Linked DNA regions of Homo sapiens: regions 2 and 3 are each linked to region 1. The links are chromatin loops, found by intact Hi-C in ENCODE. Cell type or tissue: heart left ventricle. All regions are shown on one strand.

Region 1 (2,500 bases):
CTGCAGGGCTGTTACAGGGAAATAATAAGAAAGTGCATCAAGTGCCGAGCACATCCTAAGCACTCCACCATGGCAGCTCCTACTAATAATATGGAATAGAGTTGAATCTAACATGACTCTTTCTTGCAAGTGACAGAAAATCCAACTCAAATTGGATTAAGCAAAACAAGGCAAATTCTTAGTGAGCTGAAAAGTCTTCAGGCTCACATTAGGCCCCAGACCCCAGACCCTCCCAATCATGGAGTAGGCACTATTTGGGGCACAAAGGTGACACTCCCGTGGCTGCAGATGCTGTGGTGGCTCTGGCTCTGTTGAGAAAGAATAAGAAAGGCCACTCTCTCCCTTACATGAACAATAGTCTGTCCACTCTGAGAGACTGAAATTGGGTCATGGTCCTGCCCCTGAGCCCGTCACTGATTGGCTCTGACCTGCATCAGCTGTTCCATGCTGAAGGTGGAGGCAGGACCCCATTCATACCCAGAAGGGAGCAAAAGGTAGATCCCTCACCAGAATTATGGGATGTAGGGTGAAAGGCTGCTGGGCAGCCAGAAAACAAACAGATCCTCTACAATACTTCAACTGATGAAAGCATGAAGCTAAAATCATAAGGATCCGGGTGTGAGTTCTGTCTCTCCCATATTCCATGTGACGTTGGGCAGTTATTTAATCTCTTTTAGCCTCAGCTTTCTCATCTGTACTTACATATAAGGTCATTGTGAGGATTAGGGTTATTAATCATCGCCGTCATCCCCGTCCACCACTTATCATCATCCTCCCCATCAACATCATCACCACCACCGTCATCATCATTACTACCATTACCATCACCACCATTCCACCACCATCACCATCATCACCATCACCACCGCCATCATCATCATTACTACCACTACCACCGCCATCACCACCATCACCATCACCACCATTGCCATTATCACTACCACCACCATCATCACCATCACCACCACCATCACCATTATCATTACCACAACCATCATCACCACCACCATCATCACTATTATCACTACTATCACCATCACTATCACCACTATCATCATAAATAAACATCACATAACCGGCGTGTAACCGGGCCTTGACCCCAGAGCCCACTCGCTGTGTCCTCTCTCCCACCCCCTTCTGCACATTTCTAACCACCATCCTGCACTGGCTCCCTGTCTCCTCTGGTCTCACCCACATGTCCACTGAGAAAATGATTCTCAGAACACTAACTAGACCAGGAGGAGTCACAAAACATAACTCAGATCTGTTTATCGATTTTCTATATGTTGATGACATCAGATCAATGGGTGTTCTCAGCTTCTCAGAGGGAGGTCGAAATTCTCCCCCTCTCCCCTTCATGTTTCCAGACCTTCCTTGACTTGGATATTCCAAATGCAGAGTAGGTGTTGAGGCCAAGGGGCTCTTCCGTGTCAGCCCCATCCACAATCACTGGGCTAATCTTGTGGCCCTCTCCCCAGGACCCAATCAGGGAGGGCTTCAATCCTCAAGGTCACCCGTGGCCCCCCGCCCTCAGAGGTGCCATCTCTACATTGGCCACTGGATGGCAGCACATACTCACAGACCGCGTCAATTTCCTGGCAACTAGTGGTGGGTTTACCTCCTGATCAGGATGTTTGCCTTGCTCTGAGAGCAGATCTGAGAGCAGTGATATCTAACTTAATTTTCAGCAAAATATTTTGAAAAGGGTGCTCCCTCACCCATCTACACAGTCCACGTCATGCACCCCCTGCCCGATGCTTGGTAGCCAGGAGGAGCTTCCTCCATGCAGCTCCTTCCCGGCTAGGGCTGAGCTGGGCTCTGGAGCCAGGCTCTGGGAAGAGCCTCTTCTACGCTGCTCATGTAAACTCCAGATTCAGTGTCAGTTTTCTGAACCTGAGACAATGATCTAAGTGCAGTCCAACACTTTGGGGGAAGAAAGAAAGAGTGCCTCAGCTTTTGCCTGTGTCATGCTCGCAAAGCAAAATATTTTGAGAAATTCTAATCAAAGCTGGGCTTGCAAAATTGGAAAACGATTATTTGTGAGAGCACTGAGACATCCTTGGCGTGTCCATCTGGAAAAACAGCATTCCCTCTGGCAGTTTAGCAGATGTTCTGTTTCAATTTGGCAAAGGAAATAAAGCAGTTTTTCACAAAAGAAAAACTACAACTAGGAGAATTGTCCCTAGTTGTATTTCTTCTCCCTAATTGTCAAGGAAGTGTAAATCAGAAAATGAATCAGGACAATTTCCACCTACTATGTTAGCTAATCTTTTAAAAATTGAATACTCACAAGGGTGAGGAGAATTGTTTCCAGTAACATTTTATACTGTCACACACTTTTAGAAAATAATTTGGGAGTGTTACCGCGAGATGGAAATATGTCAACATAATTATGGGAACTTAGACTTCAGAAAAGAAACGAGAATGAACTTTATGAACAAACATGTGGAAGATTGGAAGCAAGAGTGGGGCCAGTGTGCACGGGGAGGAAGCATTTGGG
Region 2 (2,500 bases), 110 kb after region 1:
ATTAACTTAAGCTGTGATTGTAGACAAAGCTCAGTAAAACTGCTCATCTCTGCAACCCATGCTCAATTGAGGCCGTTTCTGAGTTCCGATTATTACAAAGTGACTCTGCTCTATATCTGGACCTCACAGAGAGGCAATCTTCCATTTCAGCAAGGATGCAGAAACAGATTACTGAGGGCAAGGGTGAAGGAAGCTCCCCTAACTTCCAAATGCACTGACTGCCCAAAATGTGGGGATCGCCCCCGCCCACCCGCCGGCAGCAGCCTCCGCCTGTAAATGGGTTGGGGATTTGCGTTGGAAGGCTGTGGCCCTCCCGCTATGTTCCTAAAATTTATTACCAGAAAAAAAAACTAAAATTTATCCAATACTTCAGTTTTCCCAACTTATCCCAGATGTTGCTCTTTGCCCCAAAGCAATTTTACCAAAACCATTCCCCGGGAAAGCCTCGACCTTTGTCCCCTTGCATTTTGAGTAACCATTTGGGCAACTGGAAAAAAGCTGCTGCTGCCTTCAAACGTTGGTTCGCCCTTTCCTTTGACCCTGGAGACCATAAGCGAATCCGGAACTGCCAACGTCGCTCACCCCAGAGACTGAAGTTCCCTATCGCGCACCTAACCATAATTTCCAATGACGGCGCCCGCACACCTCAAAGATAAGGAACGCGGTGCTGGGTCTTTGACTCCTGAGCAGGCGTGCGCCAGGCGTTTACAACTCGGCTTCGAAGAAAGTTTTTGTTCACACCCGAAACCAAAGTATCTGTGCATTAACTCACGGGCTCAGGCAGATAACGAAAGGCTTTTCCCAGCATTTACGACGCGGCACTTCCAAGGGTGCGCTGAATCCTGTCTGTCCCCAGAGGTAGCCGACCGGTCCCCGTCTCCACCGACCTCCCCTGGCGGCCAGCGTCTCACACGCGGCTTGTCCGCCTGGGAGCCAGCATCGTCCTCTCCCGCCGGCTTCCAAAGGGCCGGGGCGCCCTTACCTCGCTGACGATGGTGGAGTGGGCCTGGGCGTAGCGCCAGCCGCCGCGGCACGGCACAAGGGGAGCCGAGCGGTTGGGGAAGGCGGCGAGTGGGTCCGCGCAGCTGAGAGCGCTAGTGGCGGAGGCGCTGTCGTTGGCCGCCTCCAGGAGGTAGCGCTGGCAGCGGCCGCGGCGCTCGGGGGGCTCTGGGCCGCGGGAGGCGGGCGCCGTGCGGTTCCACTCCTCCTCCGGGCTCCAGCCGCAGCGCTCGGCCAGCGCCGCGGCACTTGGCCCGCGGCACCAGTAGTGGTCGGGCTGCGTGCCCAGGAAGACCACGCCGACGAAGAGGAAGGCGAAGGTGACGCCCGTCAGGCACAGCAGCAAAAACACGCGCCTCTGGAAGCGCCCGAACTCGCCCACCCGCTGCAGCGCCTCGTCGAAGGAGGGCATGGTGCGCCCGCCGCCCGCCGCCCGCAGCCCGCGCCTCGGAGTGACCCGCGGACCCAGCCGGCGGCCTCTCTTTACTCCGCCGCCTCCCCCGCGCCACCCGCCTCACTCGCCCTGGCGCTGTGCCGGCCGCAGCCGCTCCTCCTGCCCCCCGCGGCCCCCGCCTCTCTTCCCCGGGCGCCCGCAGCAGCCCCGGGCCACAGGTCGCGGGAGGGACGGCCGCGAGCCGGACGCACCCGGCCGGGGTGGGCGCGCGGTGGGGCTCGGGCGGTGCGGCCTGACTACGCGCCAGGGACCCGGCCGGGACCGCGAGTGACGGGCGCAGCCTCCGGCCTGGCGCGGAGCTCCTTTTGGTCCCTGCCAGCAGCCTGCTCTGCAGTCAGCCCCAGGTCGGGCTCCAGAAGAAGAAAGTTCCAGGGTCACCCGACCACTCCCGGAACTTCTGGGACCCGATCTCTCAGCGGCCCGGAGTGCAGCCCGGGGACTAAGGACGCGCGCGCGCGCCCCGGGTCCGGTGCCTGTGCCCGGGAGAGCCCCCTCCAGCCCTTGGCCCTTGCGCGTGCGGAGGCCTCCTGCGCCCATGTGGGGCAGGGCAGGGCAGGGCAGGGCAGGGCAGGGCAGGGCAGGGCAGGGCTGCCCGTTCCCAGCACAGCGCTGGCCATCGCCCTCGACCCATCGAGAGCTACAACTTGGGATTTGATCACCCAACTTTCCCCAGAGGGCAGCCGGGCAACCCACACAGGCGAAGGGGCTTGCTCAGCGTCCAGGAGGTTTGGGGTGAGAAGGGATCGCCTCAAGGCCAGGCCTGATGCAGACCTCCTTCGCCAGGGCCTTCCCACCCACCTTCGGTCTGAACGCCAGGGAAGGGTGTTGGTGGTTGGTTTGAATCCTGGTTTTTCCGCTTACTTATTGCGCCTGCCAATTCGGCAGAGCGCGATCAGAACTTCCCGCCCAGGCTGCCCAGGCTGCTGGGTCCATGCTGGGACGCCTTCCCCGGGCTGGGTCGCGGTCCCCCCACGCCCCCACGTTATCGGCCCACGTTCTGCCTTTAGCTCACTTTTCTCCAAGGCCTTGGGAGGACTTGCGGTTCCT
Region 3 (2,500 bases), 590 kb after region 1:
CTGGAATTACAGGTGTGAGCCACCGCGCCCAGCTGCAATGAACTTTTTTAAAACCCTGTGTGACGTATGTTTATAGTGGCACTATTCACAATAGCAAAGACTTGGAACCAACCTAAATGTCCAACAATGATAGACTGGATTAAGAAAATGTGGCACATATACACCATGGAATACTATGCAGCCATAAAAAATGATGAGTTCATGTCCTTTGTAGGGACATGGATGAAACTGGAAACCATCATTCTCAGCAAACTATCACAAGGACAAAAAACCAAACACCACATGTTCTCACTCATAGGTGGGAATTGAACAATGAGAACACATGGACACAGGAAAGGGAACATCACACACCAGGGACTGTTGTGGGGTGGGGGGCGGGGGGAGGGATAGCATTAGGAGATATACCTAATGCTAAATGACAAGTTAATGGGTGCAGCACACCAACATGGCACATGTATACATATGTAACAAACCTGCACGTTGTGCACATGTACCCTAAAACTTAAAGTATAATAATAATAAATTTTAAAAAAATAAAAAATAAAACCCTGTGTGAGACTCCAGCCAGGCAATTATGTCTGTCCCAGGTGGTGCAGCTTCTCAGGGGAGGGAGCCTCAGCCTCAGGGTAAAGAGCACGGTAACAAGCTCTTCTAACAAAAGCTCATCAACACGTATCTCAAAGAATAGCATCCCCAGCCAGGCACGGTGGCTCAGGCCTGTAATCCCAGCACTTTGGGAGGCTAAAATGGGAGGTTCACTTGAGCCCAAGAGTTAGAGACCAGCATTATAGTGAGACTGTGTCTCTACAAAAAAATAGAAAAAAATTAGGCAGACATGGTTGTGTGTGCCTGTAGTCCCAGCTACTCAGGAGGCTGAGGTGGGAGGATTGCTTGAGCCCAGGAAGTCGAGGCTGCAGTGAGCTGTGATCGCACCACTGCACTCCAGCCAGGGCAACAGAGCCAGACCCCGTCTCTAAATAAATAAATAAATAGCATTTCTCCCTCACATTTGGGAAAATGAAGCTCTATGTGACACGTCAGCAGGCAGAGAAGCCCCTTTAAATTCCTTGTTTTTTGGTGCCATCCAGTGGTGACTTGGATTTTTTTCCCTCAGGTAGGTTTTATCTAAAAGTTGTTCAGTAGGCTGTTCAGCGATAAATTATCAGACAAGAGTGTGTTGCATTGAAACACTCTGCATTACTCATTAAGAAAAAACTCACACCTTCAAAAATTTAACTGCTCAAGGACTTTGAGTTAAACATCGTAAACGAACCACAAACATTCATGCCCCCCAACCTGCAAAAAAAAAAAAAAGAACCACTAAGATGAAGTGAAAAGACAGAAAGGATAGGCGAGGTAATGTTGCCAGGCAAGAACTAGGAACAAAATTTGGGGAGTGAGAACAAGAGGCTATAATCAGAGATGCATGAGAAGAGCACATGAGGGTACTGTGGGCTGAAGGATCCTAAGGTAGCCTCCAATTCCCACCCCCTGGTGTACACACCTTATAGCATTCCCTCCCCTGGAGTGTGGCCCCTCATCAGTTAACTTTGAGTTGATAAAAAGGGATGTTGTCCTGGTGTGTCTAGAGGTAAGACACAGGAAGCACAGCAGATACTCTCCTTCTCCTTCTGGCCTTGAAGAAACAAACTACCCAGGTGGAGAGGACCACCTGCCAGGAAATGGGGGGCACCCCTAGGAGGTGGGAACCTCAGCCCTACAACTACAACAACCCAGGTTCTGCCAACAACCTGAATGGGTCCTGGGCCTCAGAGGAGACCCCAGCCTCAGCTAATGTCTTGATGTCAGCCTGGGGAGACCTCAACAGACAGCCCAGCGGCCCCATAACTGGACTCCAACTGGTGGAAACTGAGATAATAAATGTGTGCTGTTTTCAACTGCTGACTTTAGGGGGATTTATTAGGCCAACAACAGAAAACTCATACATGGGCCAATTCATCCTGAGACCCCTCTGAGAAGAAAACAAGGAACCAGGACCAGGAGGGACAGAACAGAGGTGGAGGCAATGTCAGACACAGAAAAGAACAAAGTGGCAAAGACGGGAAATAGAAAACAAAAGATAAAGTCATCAGAGAGCAATCCAGGGAGCTCAGCACCAAAACACTGTTCAAAGAAGAAATAAAGACAGAGGACAGGAAATTGTCAAATACATAATACCATAAATTTTCCAGGACCCCAAAGCCACAAGCCTCTAGACTCAGAATGTTCAGAGCAATGAATGAAAAAAGACCACATCAAGGCATGCCGTCAATAAATTTCAGAACATCAGGGCTAAGAAGAAGATGCTGGAGGCTTCCGCAGAGAAAAATTAGGTTACATTAAAAAGAGAAAAGGACTCATCATGGCATTGACTTTCCAATAACGATACTGAACATAAGAAAGTATTGGAACCCAAGTCGCCTTCCTGGTATATTTAGCTATAGTTATGTAGGATGTATCCACTGGGGGAAACTGGGGAGGGTATGTGGAACCTCTGTGT

The links. Peaks named below come from ENCODE experiments on the same cell type or tissue, not always from the same donor. Only the 100,000 strongest peaks of a DNase experiment are listed, where the experiment ranks them.
Region 2: it touches region 1 in a loop (2.2-fold over the local background); 8 of 110 quality-filtered maps call a loop at or near these places.
Region 3: a loop joins it to region 1, with 9 times the contacts of the local background. A loop is called at or near these places in 78 of 110 quality-filtered maps.

Annotation. Positions count from the first base shown.
Region 1 is chr6:160,455,196-160,457,695 of GRCh38, reverse strand. No RefSeq gene overlaps it. Among named protein-coding and RNA genes, the nearest start is that of SLC22A3, 110 kb to the right of the region's middle. In heart left ventricle, CTCF peaks have their summits at 1,356 and 1,560 (motif pointing right); a DNase peak (open chromatin) is centred at 1,555; H3K4me3 peaks cover 749 bases; H3K27ac peaks cover 688 bases.
Region 2 is chr6:160,347,331-160,349,830 of GRCh38, reverse strand. It overlaps SLC22A3 (solute carrier family 22 member 3), which reads right to left and starts at 1,453. Exons shown (of 11, transcript NM_021977.4): 1 at 983-1,453. The coding sequence starts at 1,411. In heart left ventricle, no CTCF peak of the experiment used is centred here; DNase peaks (open chromatin) are centred at 971, 1,101 and 1,580; H3K4me3 peaks cover 1,691 bases; H3K27ac peaks cover 180 bases; H3K27me3 peaks cover 1,448 bases.
Region 3 is chr6:159,862,033-159,864,532 of GRCh38, reverse strand. No RefSeq gene overlaps it. Among named protein-coding and RNA genes, the nearest start is that of MAS1, 28 kb to the left of the region's middle. In heart left ventricle, a CTCF peak has its summit at 1,098 (motif pointing left); no DNase peak of the experiment used is centred here.